Linked DNA regions of Homo sapiens: region 1 is linked to region 2. A link is a contact called in ENCODE Hi-C or POLR2A ChIA-PET data. All regions are on one chromosome and are shown on one strand. Each heading gives the region's core, a stretch centred on a gene start or an enhancer-like site at or near the end of the contact. The rest is flanking DNA. Distances are from core to core; before and after follow the strand shown. Region 1 holds the start of KRTAP5-3 (keratin associated protein 5-3). Region 2 holds the start of BRSK2 (BR serine/threonine kinase 2).

The links. A loop is a pair of places that touch in the nucleus more often than their neighbours do. ChIA-PET counts read pairs that join two places held with the same protein, here RNA polymerase II (POLR2A). Pooled maps may share reads with other maps.
Region 1: a pooled map shows a loop between it and region 2 (3-fold over the local background). The contact joins the promoter of KRTAP5-3 here to the promoter of BRSK2 in region 2. A Hi-C loop is called at or near these places in 3 of 50 pooled maps. POLR2A ChIA-PET finds 5 or more read pairs at or near these places in 2 of 52 experiments (AG04450 and K562).

The regions. Positions count from the first base shown.
Region 1 is chr11:1,604,559-1,610,209 of GRCh38, reverse strand. KRTAP5-3 (keratin associated protein 5-3) reads left to right here and starts at 1,747. Exons shown (of 1, transcript NM_001012708.2): 1 at 1,747-2,645. The coding sequence starts at 1,825. The coding sequence ends at 2,541.
Region 2 is chr11:1,387,729-1,393,075 of GRCh38, reverse strand. It overlaps BRSK2 (BR serine/threonine kinase 2), which reads right to left and starts at 3,142. Exons shown (of 20, transcript NM_001256627.2): 1 at 2,701-3,142. The coding sequence starts at 2,791. RefSeq lists a silencer at 3,376-3,745.

The sequences.
Region 1 (5,651 bases), core at 498-2,997, 220 kb before region 2:
CACAGAATAACATCGTGAGGGAAAGAAACCAGAGTACATTTTTAATGATTTCATTTTTGCAACATTCAACAACAGGCACAACTGGTCAGCAGAGCTGTGCCTGGAGCGATGGGCAGGAAGGGAAGGCGGCGAAAGGGAAACTTCTGGGGGTGAAGCAGTTGGTCATGGTTGGAGTGATGGGCACACGAGTACATGTTTAGCGGAACTCATGGAATTGTACACTCAAAATATGTGCAGAGCCCAGGAGACCAAGGCTGCAGTGAGCTAGGATCACACCACTGCCCTCCAGCCCGGGCGACAGAATGCGACCCCGTCTCAAAAAAAAAAAAAAAAAAATGCAGCCCAAGCCTGGTGGCTCATGCCTGTAATCCCAACACTTTGGGAGGCCAAGGCAGGTGGATCACCTGAGGTCAGGGGTTCGAGACCAGCCTGGCGAACATAGTGAAACCCCGTCTCTACTAAAAATACAAAATTAGCTGGGTGTGGTGGTGGGTGCCTGTAATCCCAGCTACTTGGGAGGCTGAGGCAGGAGAATTGCTTGAACTCGGGAGGCAGAGGTTGTAGTGAGCTGAAATTGCATCACTGCACTCCAGCCTGGGTGACAGAGGGAGACTCAGAAAAAAAATTTTTTTTCACTGCATGTAAATTTTACCTTAATAAAAAATTAAAATTTGGCTGGGTGCAGTGGCTCACACCTGTAATCCCAGCACTTTGGGAGACTGAGGCGGGTGGTTCACCTGAGGTCAGGAGTTCGAAACCAGCCTGCCCAACATGGTGAAACTCTGTCTTCACTAAAAATACAAAAAAATTAGCCAGGCCTGGTGGTGGGCGCCTGTAATTCCAGCTACTGGGGAGGCTGAGGCAGGAAAATTGCTTGAACCCAGGAGGCAGAGATTGCAGTGAGCCGAGATTGCGTCACTGCACTTTAGCCCTGGTGACAAGAGCGATACTCCTTCTCAAAAAAAAAATATTAAAATTAATCTTTTAGAAAATAAAAGTGTGTTAGAGAGGTTGGCTAATCAAAATTTTTGTAGCCTTCAAGAAGAATAAACTTGAAGAATATCCATTGATTTGTAGAATTTTTACAAAGAATTAATAGAGGAAAACTCAAAAGCATTAGAAAGGGTCCTGTTCCTCTGTTCCCTCTGTGAGCCCAGCTTGCCTGAAGGGAACGTGGGTCTAATCCGTGTCTGGAGGAGTGAGCCAAACCGCAGGAGGAAGAGGTAAGAAAGACAAAGGAGAACCAGGGCCACACTCAAATCCATGCTCTTCAAAACTTTGTTTTACAGATTTGACAAAATATTTATACTTGAAGTTTTTAAGCGGTGGAACCTATAGACAGCCTTTCTTTCAGCTTATTTTTTTAATTTTTATTTTATTTTATTTTTTACCAAATGACCATCCTTGATATAAACACCAATGCCAGGGGGTGGAGGGTCTGCATCGCTGAGGAGAGCCCTGAGCACCAAGGACAATGGTCCACCCTTCGGCCAAGCAACCACCGCCTCCCAGGCTCCTGGGACACCCACTGGAGAGGGAGCCCAGTGTCTTCTAACAAAGGGAAACACCTATGAGGAAGAGGCCAAATTTAGAAACCAAGGAAAGGACAGCTTGGCTTGAGCTGATGGTGGCTCATGGGATTGTGGAGAGATTAAAAATAACACTTGTGCATGTGAAATAGCAGAAACAACAACAGAAGTATTCACGTGTTCAGTATAAACACCTGGGCAGGAATATAAAGAGCCCGGGCTCAGAGAACTCCACACCTGCACACCTCCCTCTCACCTGCTCCTCTACCTGCTCCACCCTCAACCCACCAGAACCATGGGCTGCTCTGGCTGCTCTGGAGGCTGTGGCTCCAGCTGTGGGGGCTGTGGCTCCAGCTGTGGGGGCTGTGGCTCCGGCTATGGGGGCTGTGGCTCCGGCTGCTGTGTACCTGTCTGCTGCTGCAAGCCCGTGTGCTGCTGTGTGCCAGCCTGTTCCTGCTCCAGCTGTGGCTCCTGTGGGGGCTCCAAGGGGGTCTGTGGCTCTTGTGGGGGCTGCAAGGGGGGCTGTGGCTCCTGTGGAGGCTCCAAGGGGGGCTGTGGCTCCAGCTGCTGTGTGCCCGTCTGCTGCTCCTCCAGCTGTGGCTCCTGTGGGGGTTCCAAGGGGGTCTGTGGATTTCGTGGGGGCTCCAAGGGGGGCTGCGGTTCTTGTGGCTGCTCCCAGTGCAGCTGCTATAAGCCCTGCTGCTGCTCCTCAGGCTGTGGGTCATCCTGCTGCCAGTCCAGCTGCTGCAAGCCCAGCTGCTCCCAGTCCAGCTGCTGTAAGCCCTGCTGTTCCCAGTCCAGCTGCTGTAAGCCCTGCTGCTGCTCCTCAGGCTGTGGGTCATCCTGCTGCCAGTCCAGCTGCTGCAAACCCTGCTGTTCCCAGTCCAGCTGCTGTAAGCCCTGCTGCTGCTCCTCAGGCTGTGGGTCATCCTGCTGCCAGTCCAGCTGCTGCAAGCCCTGCTCCTCCCAGTCCAGCTGCTGTGTCCCAATTTGCTGCCAGTGCAAGATCTGAGGCTCTGCCCACAAACCTCAGTGGGTCCTACAGATCCGGGCTCTCCAGGAATGATTGCAGCTGTGTCCTGAATTCCTGAAGCACGTCTCTGAATCTGTCCTCCTCTGGACTAAGGCAGCCTAGCGTCCAGGGCTCAGTACTCAGCCGCTCAGCCTCTGAGGTCATGAGGGCTTCTGGCATGCTGGGTCCTGCCCATCAACCCTCCCGGAATCCCGTCTTCCTTTCCTGACCCCACCACTTCAACCTTCTCAGGGCTTCAAGATCCCACATCCCTGGGCCCCTCCTGTGAGCCTGCTGGAAACACGCTGACACTGGAATCCTCCGACCTGCTGCCGCCTCTCCCCGGTCCCCGCAACCTCCTGGCTCCTCCCCGCTTCGTCTTCATCCTGCCTGAGCTGCCACCGCTCCGATTGCTTTTGGAGTTGACCTAGAGGACTCGGAATTATTGGAGACCCCAGGATCCTCTCCTGAGGAGGAGGGGCGCCCAGTCTCCTCTTCTACCTCCGACCTGGCCCTGTTTCTTTCCCCAGGGCTTCGCCTTGTAAGTGCCTAGGCTAGATCTTCTAAATAAATACGATCTGCACCTCCCACGAGTTTGCATTGTGATTCTTTTGTTTCAACTTCTGTGTGATTAGAGAAATGTACACTTTCCACAGAGTTGCACTCCCAGGCATTTGGGAACCCCCCGTACCCTGCTGTGTGAGTTTGCTAGGGCTGCTCCACAAACCGTGTGGCTTAAGCAACAGGAGTGGATTGTCTCACAGTCTGGAGTCCGGAATCCGCCATCGAGGTGCCTCAGGGCCGGGTCCTCCTGAGGCCTCCCTCCGTGGCTTACTGATGCCGCCATCCCTATATCCTCACGTACTCATCCCTCTGTGTGTGTCTGCGTCCTCATCTCTTTGCATAAGGACACAGATTAGACTAGGGCCCACCCTACTCCATTAGGTCCATGTTTGAACTAATCACCCCTGTAAAGACCTATCTTCAAATAAGGTGCCATTCTGAGATACTGCGTTGAGGACTCCAACATATGAACCAGGGGGCACAACTCAGCCGTGGCATCCACTTGGCTTGGGGCGTCTCCGTCTTTCCCATCTTCCAGGATACAGAATTGGGAGGCCCCTTGGGCTTCTCTCCCCCACAAGTCGCCAAATCCCTCAGCATCTCCTGGAAGGCTTCCTACAGACATCTATTTCCTGCCTCCTTGTGACACCTCCCTACACAGACTTCTGATTCAGGTGCCCACCTGTCCCTTCCCTGCTGCCTCTGTCAGCTGGGGCTGCCAGAACAAAACCCACAGAGTAAGCCTGGAAGACGGAACAACAGACACCATTTCTCCCAGTTCCGGAGGCTGGAGGGCCTAGACCAAAGTCCAGCATGTTCGACTCATGGGGAGGGAAGGCAGGAGCTGGCGGAGGAGGAGGTGGGCTGCAAGGCTGGAGCCCCCAGACCCAGGCGTCTGTAACAGCAGAGCGCTGGAGGCTGCTCGGGAAGCCACCGTCTCACAGGATGGTAGGCAGTGAGTGCCTGGCGGAACTGCGACAAGAAAGTGAAAACTCAACAACACGGAAGTTTCAGAAATTGCTTCTGAGTTTCTGTTTCGGTAGTAAGGTTGACTAGACACTATTCACAACCCTGAAACTTCTAAAAGGACATGGTGAAACCCCGTCTCCACTAAAAATACAAAAATTAGCCAGGCATGGTGGTGGGCGCCTGTATCCCAGCTACTTGGGAGGCTGACGAAAGAGAATTGCTTGAACCCAGGAGGCGGAGGTTGCAGCGAGCCTAGATCGCACCACTGCATTCCAGCCTGGGCGACAGAGCTAGACTCTTTCTCTAAATAAATAAATAAATAAATACATAAGTAAGTAAATAAATAAAGCTTTAAAGTGCTATGTTTAAAGCATATATATTTTTTTTAAGTCACTGAGCTGTTGAAAAACTAAATAATCCTCAGAGCCAACAAGCAAGAGAGAGCTGGACCCACAGAGGAAGGTGAAAGTCAAAAACGGCCTCCACCCCATGGCTGGACCAGAAAGAGGCCCTGTCTGTTTTCTTCCACCTGTGTTATTGGAAAAAAATATTTGACAAGGAAACATACACCAAACCCAGCTCTTTTGTTTAAAAGCCAATTGCAAAAACACAGAACGAGTGACCTGGTTTAATGGTGGCTAAGAACGATAGAAAAAGGGCCTGGTCTATCTGAGTTAAATTTGAGCTCAGGATGAGGCTAGGGTGTGGTGTTGCTGCCGAAATCCACTCTGTGGTCTGAGGGTGGATTCGTAGCCACACGGTGTCCAACTCAGGGGTGAATGAGCCCCTCCCCATCAGCCCATGCTAGTTCCTTTAATGGACTTTTTTTTCAGAGCAGTTTTAGGTTCACAGCAAAATTGAGAGGAGTGGGCCACAACATCCCCCGTGCTCTACAATGAGAGCACTTCCTCAGAGCCCAAGACAGTAGGCCACTCTCTGGGGGTCCCCAGGGGCTCAGGGTGTGGCTGGCCTGTCCCCAGCTCAGGAGAGACCAGGAGTTGTCTAACAGTTCCTTCATTGGAAGTCTCTGTGGATGCCTCCCACGGACCTGAATGTTGAGGGCCCATGATTTCTACAGTACATTGAGGAGCCGGGATGCAGGGCCCCTATTTCCTCTATGTGTGCCCTGGACACCCCAGGCACAGGGGACAGGCCTGGCCCTGCAACCCCACCAGGGTCCTGACACCAGGCTTGGCCTGGCCTTGTGATGAGCAAGAGAAGAGGCAGGTCCAGAGACACCTCCTGCACGGGATCGCCTGCTTCCGACCCCCATGACAGGCAGTGGCCAGCATGGTGTGGAAGGGGCCAGGATGGCACACGGCAGGCTGCCCTGTAGCCCCAGATGGCTCCTGGCCTCAGGAAATTAATATCCACTGGAAAACTCATCACTTGGAGGCTGCCAGAGGGAAGGGTGAGTGTCACGTTCCTGCAGCCATGGCCAGCCAGCAGCATGCCCTGTGGCCTCTGGCCCAACCTGTGGGACAGGGACCCCAGACAGGGCACAAGTCCCAGTCCCAGAGGGTCCTGGCCTGATGCTAACCCAAGCCCTGTCAAGGGAAGGGCATCAGGGGCGCCAT
Region 2 (5,347 bases), core at 1,893-4,392:
CCAAGAAAAGCTAAGGCAGCACCTTTGCAGGTGGGTTCCCACCCCAACCCCAGCCTACATCCCCCTAAGTCTTGGCCAGAAACCACCAAGCAGCCGGCGAGGAGGCTTCCACAGATGCTCAGTGCTCTGACGGCTTCACCTGGTGCCTGGCACCGGCAGTGAGACCACTGAAGGCAACCCCCACAGCCACCGAGGGGAGCTGTGCAGAGGACGCCCCATGCAGAAGGACGACCCTACAGCCACACTGGCCCTGCAGGACGCACAGACCCAACAAGACAGGGAGGTGCCGTACAGGTGAGACCATGCAGCGCTCACGCTGAAAGGCAGAAGAAGACAGCCGACCGGACCCTGCGGCGTCTAGAAGGGCGTCCTCCAGGCCCCGGTGGGGGTGCTGCGTGGTCTCCCCTCCCCACACGGCCAGACTCCCCAAGGGCAGGTTTCGGACCACATCTTTGGCCCACCGTCCAGCAGGCCCCAGCTTGGGTCAGCCGGGTGGAAGGGCTCTCGTGGCACCACAAGGCTCACTGCCACTGCCACTGACCACCTCCCTCTCAGTGGCCACCTCAAGTCGAGCAGCTCCTCCTTCCAAGGTCTCAGGCTGAGAGAGATGAACAGAGAGGGCCAAACAAAGCTGCCAGCCACAGACACGGGGAAGGGGCTGGAGTCGCGTCCACACCAATGGCCCCCCAAGCAAGGCCTCCACAGCTCCCCTGTGGCCAGGTCCCTGGAAGGAGAAGCGTTCTCAACGGCAGGATCAGATCGTCCTCGGGTGGTGGCGGCCAGAAGCCCAGCCTCCCGTTCTCCCACGGAGGTCTCCTGGCAGGAAGCCTATCTCCCTCTTGAGCTTGGGACCTGGCAGCTCTCCTGGCATCTGGTGCCAAGTGGCCCAGCACACACACTCCAGGCCCCATGTCCACCCAACTCCTGGTGACCCTTCAGCAGCAGCAACAGAAGACGCACAGAAATGGTGGCCTTCTCCAGGGCCCTCCCGGTGACACGCTTGCGCTCTGCCCGTCATAACTCGGGAGAGAGGGGCCGCTTTGTGCCCCCCCTCGAGCTGTTTTCTAAATATCTCTCTCAGCACGTTGTAGACACACACAGCCCATCCTTTTGTATTCATTACTGTTAATTACAGTGGAAACCTCCCGTAATTAACTGCCGCCAGCAGAATGCCATGAAGAGTGGAGACCAGCCCCTACCCACCGAGGCCGCGCACAGCACATAACTCATCGTGTCTTCATTTACACGCAGATGTTTCCTTATAATAACATTTTATTGGGACCGTAATTGGATTATCTCACTGACTCCTGCATCCTGCTGCCCTGGGCCCCTCCTTCACCACGGATTTCACACACTAGTTTTTCTTTCCGGGAAAGACGAGAATTTTGAACTCAGGTGACATGGGCTGAATGCCACCTCCTTCTCCAACCCAGGCTGCACCACCCCACCTGCCCAGGTCCTGCCCTGTGGCCAGGGGCCCTTCCGTGCCGTGGCGGGTGGCGGAAGGCTGTGCACCCAAGGTGAGGCAGCTCCCCTGAACCCCTCAGTCTAAACCCCTTCCTGCAGCTCTGCCGTAGTTACATCACAGCCACGGCCCTCCCCCAAGAGCCTGGGCCTGGCCCACTTTCTTTCCCCAACGCCACCTCCCAGCTCCTCCTCTGTGCAGCCGTGAGGGGCTGAGCCTCCACCCTGCACCAGCGCTCTCCTCCTCCTTCCCTCCACCCCTGCCCGCCCGGGTCTAAGGAACTTCTCGGATTGGAAGGGAGAGGCAGTGCCGTGGGACCTCGGGGACACCAAGAGACAGGCCGGTCCTGAGAGAAGAAAGAAAATGGCTGAGCCCCAGCCTCCACAAAGGCGACTCTGTGAATGTGCCTGACCAGATGAAGGGCTAGCCAAACCCAGCGGGCCGGGGAGAGTTGGCCACATGCGAGGGTAGCTGGGTTGCCTCTGGCCTGGGTTCGGCCCCGCAGGGACCCGGCCTGTTCCCTAGAATGACAGCCAGGCCCCACCGGGAAGCCCCCTCCACCGGCAGGCCGCGGGGCTGCTCCACGGGTCAGGTCCCACGCACTTCTGGTCCCAGCACCAATGGCCTCTCCCTGCCCCGTGGGAATGCAGGTCACAGACGCTCCGCCCGCCCGAGCCCGAGCCGGAGCAGCGCAAGGCGCTGTCCAGCCCTCTGCAGGTCCCCGCACTCTCCCGCCCCCACCGCGGAGGGAGATCGGGCCTGCCCGGAGGCCCCGGTGGCCGGCGCGCGGAGGTGGGAGTCCCGCCGGGGGCGCAGCTGCTCGGGCAGCACGCCTATTAGCGCGGCCGCGGCAGACGGCAGATGGGCGCCCGCGCGGCCCCCTCCTCCCGCGGCACAATGGGCCCGGTCGCTGGGGCGCACAATGCGGCCCGGGCCGCGCACCTGCAGCGGGGCCCGAGGGGCGCCGTCCCGTGCGCCCCTGTCCGCCTGCGCGCCCCGCGCCGCGCCGCGTGTCCTTGGGCCGCGCCCGGCCGACCGCAGCCAAGCGGCCTGCGGGATCCGCGGCGGAACCGGGGCGCACGAGCGGACGGGGGCGCACGGGCCGCCCATTGTTCGCGGCCGGGGCCCGGGCCGGGCCTGCGGCTTCGCGGCCGGGGCCTCCCTCGGGCGCCCCCCACCCAGCGCGCTGCCAGCGCGGCCTCCCCGGCCCCGGTCCCCGCCCCGGCCGCACGCACCTGTCTGCCCCTTGCCCAGCGTCTTCTCCAGCCGGTAGGGCCCAACATACTGCGCGTGCTGCGCGCCGCCGTCCTTCCCCGTCGATGTCATCGCTCTGGGGCCCGGCGCCGGCCAGGGGCGCCCGGGCGCGCGGGCAGGGAGGGGCCGCCCAGCGTCCGCCCGCGTCCGCCGAGTGCCGTCCGCGCCGACCCGGCCGGGGCGCCCCCGCGGGCCCCGCTGCTTCGCGCCGCCCGCGTCCGCCCGCGCCGCCGCCCCCCGCGTCCACTCCGACGCGGCAGTCCGAGGCCTGGCCCGCGGCGACGCCTCCGCCTCGTCGAGAGGACAGGGCGGGCGGGGGCACCTGGCTTCCGCCGCCGCCGCCGCCGCCGCCGCCGAGGCCCGCGCCCCGCGCCCCGCGCCCCCAGCGCACGCCCGTCAGCGGCCGCGCAGCCGAGCCGAGCCGAGCCGAGCCGAGCCGTGCAGCTGAGCCGAACAGCCGAGCCCAGCAGCCGAGCCGAGCCGAACAGAGCCGAGACGAGCCGAGCCGCGCAGCTGAGCCGAACAGCCGAGCCCAGCAGCCGAGCCGAGCCGAACAGAGCCGAGCCGCGCAGCCGAGCCATGTAGCCAAGCCGAACAGCCGAGCCCTGTAGCCAAGCCGAACAGCCGAGCCGAACAGCGGAGTCGAGCGCAGCTGAGGGGAGCCGAGCCGGGCCGCGCAACGGAGCCGAGTCGACACGAGCCTGTACGAACGCAGCGGGATGCCGTGGCGGCGGCAAGCGGTGCCCGCGCCGGCCAATCAGCGCCTCCCCACCCCGCCCCGCCGCTACGAGCGCTCGGGGAGACTCTAGGGGGCGAGGCGAGGCCAGGGCGAGGCCGGGACCTGGGAGCCTCCAGCCCGCCGGCTGCCACGTCCGGTCCCACCAGGCAGCAGAGCTCCCGCTGCCGCCCGACCCGCCATTAAGGCGCATCCCGGGACGGAGCAGGCAGTGGGCCCATGGCGAGGGGGTGCAGATGGCTGCCCTGGACGGGGGTTTTACCCTGCAGGGCGTGACCCCGGGTGTCCCAAAGAGTTTCCCGCCCCTCGAGGGGGTGCTGCACGCGCGGGGGATGGGGATGCTGCCCTGGAGGGGGGCGAGTGTTGCATGCGGGGCGGGAGTGCTGTACTGGGGAGAGGTGCTGTATTCGGGGCAGGGGTGCTGCACACATGGGGGGTGCTGCACGCCAGCGAGGGGCATGCTGCGCTGGAGGGGGCGGGTGTTGCATGCAGGGCGCGGATGCGGCACACGTGGCGGGGGGGCTGCATGGGAGTCTGTGGGGCTACTGCACGCGGGCGTTGTCCAAGCAGAGATTGTGCACCCCCAGGGAGGACGTGGCCCTCCGCCTCCGCTCCCGAGGGAGAAGCGGCGGTTTTCCCAGTTATGCCACAGTGACCTGCGCGGCGCGGAGTCAAGGAACTCACCTGGGATCCGGCCGCAGCGCCCTGGCGCCTCCCGGCCCTTGCTACCGACCCCTCTTTCAGGTTGAGCAGCTGGGCAGGGGTTGCCGGGAGCAGCCTTTGGAGGTCTAAACACAGGCAGCCGAAGAGGCAGCCAGACCTGGACGGACCCTCTGTTTCTTTGCAGAAAAACACTGGTATTTCCTTAAGCCCGTGCTGCAGAAGGTGGTGGGAGGGGAGAGGTGAGGGAGACCCGGAACGCTGCAGAAGTGGGGGTCCCAGATCTTGCCCGTGTATGGTCTGCGGGCAACGTTTCCCCTGCGGGCTCTGCCACACACTGCTGCTGACCGTGGTCCGCTCCCCACGCTGGTAAGCCCGTATGAGCTCAGGAAACTGCGGGGTCTTCCCAGTGCGCCCTCCTGCTCTTTGGGCTGTCTGTATTTCCAGCTGGGGAGGGGAGTGGGCCCCAAAGCACCTGTCCACTCTCGGCCTGCACCCGCCCGCCCTGCTTCCCTTCAAATGCTGTGGACTAAGGGTCCTCCCTACCCAATTCTGGGGCCTCTGAGCATGAGCAATCAGGGCCCCACCAGTGGGGGCAGGGGAGGGGGGCTGAGAGCATGGGACAGAGGCAGAGGGCACTCCCCTTTCCCCCGCTGCTGCTGCTGTGAGTGGGGACAGCAGACATTTTTAGCTGAATGTAGACTGGGACCTCCAGCTGGAGAAACTGTCAAGCAGTGAGGTCTGGCTGGAGGCTGACTGGGAGTGGTCTGGTCCAGGTGCCAACAGAGGCCGAGGGTGTGCAGGAGACCAGGAGAGGGCGTCAGGCCACAGCCAGAGGGCAGGGGCACTTGACCTGAGATGCCCTCTCTCTGCTGCCATGGTCACCTGGCCTCCCAGGCTGCAGCAGAGTCAGACGCACCTTTGTGACATCCTCAGCAGCATTTTGCCCTATTGACCGTTTGCATCCGGCTACTCCAGTGGCCAAAATTCTTGCTTTCTTCCTTCCCACCTCCTTGCCAGCCTGCATCCCTCTCCCAACCCTCACTGCAGCCCTGAGGCCTTTTCTTCCCTGTCTGTGTCTGAGCAGCCTATGCCATTGGTGGCCTCTGGGGCTCAGTCTGGGGCCTCTCTTCTGGCTCCCTGCCTGTCCTCCGGGCGCAAGAGGCTAGTCAGCCTTCAGCCTCTTGAGTGCCTATCCTCAAATCGCCCTCCCAGCCTCCCTTGGCCCTGCT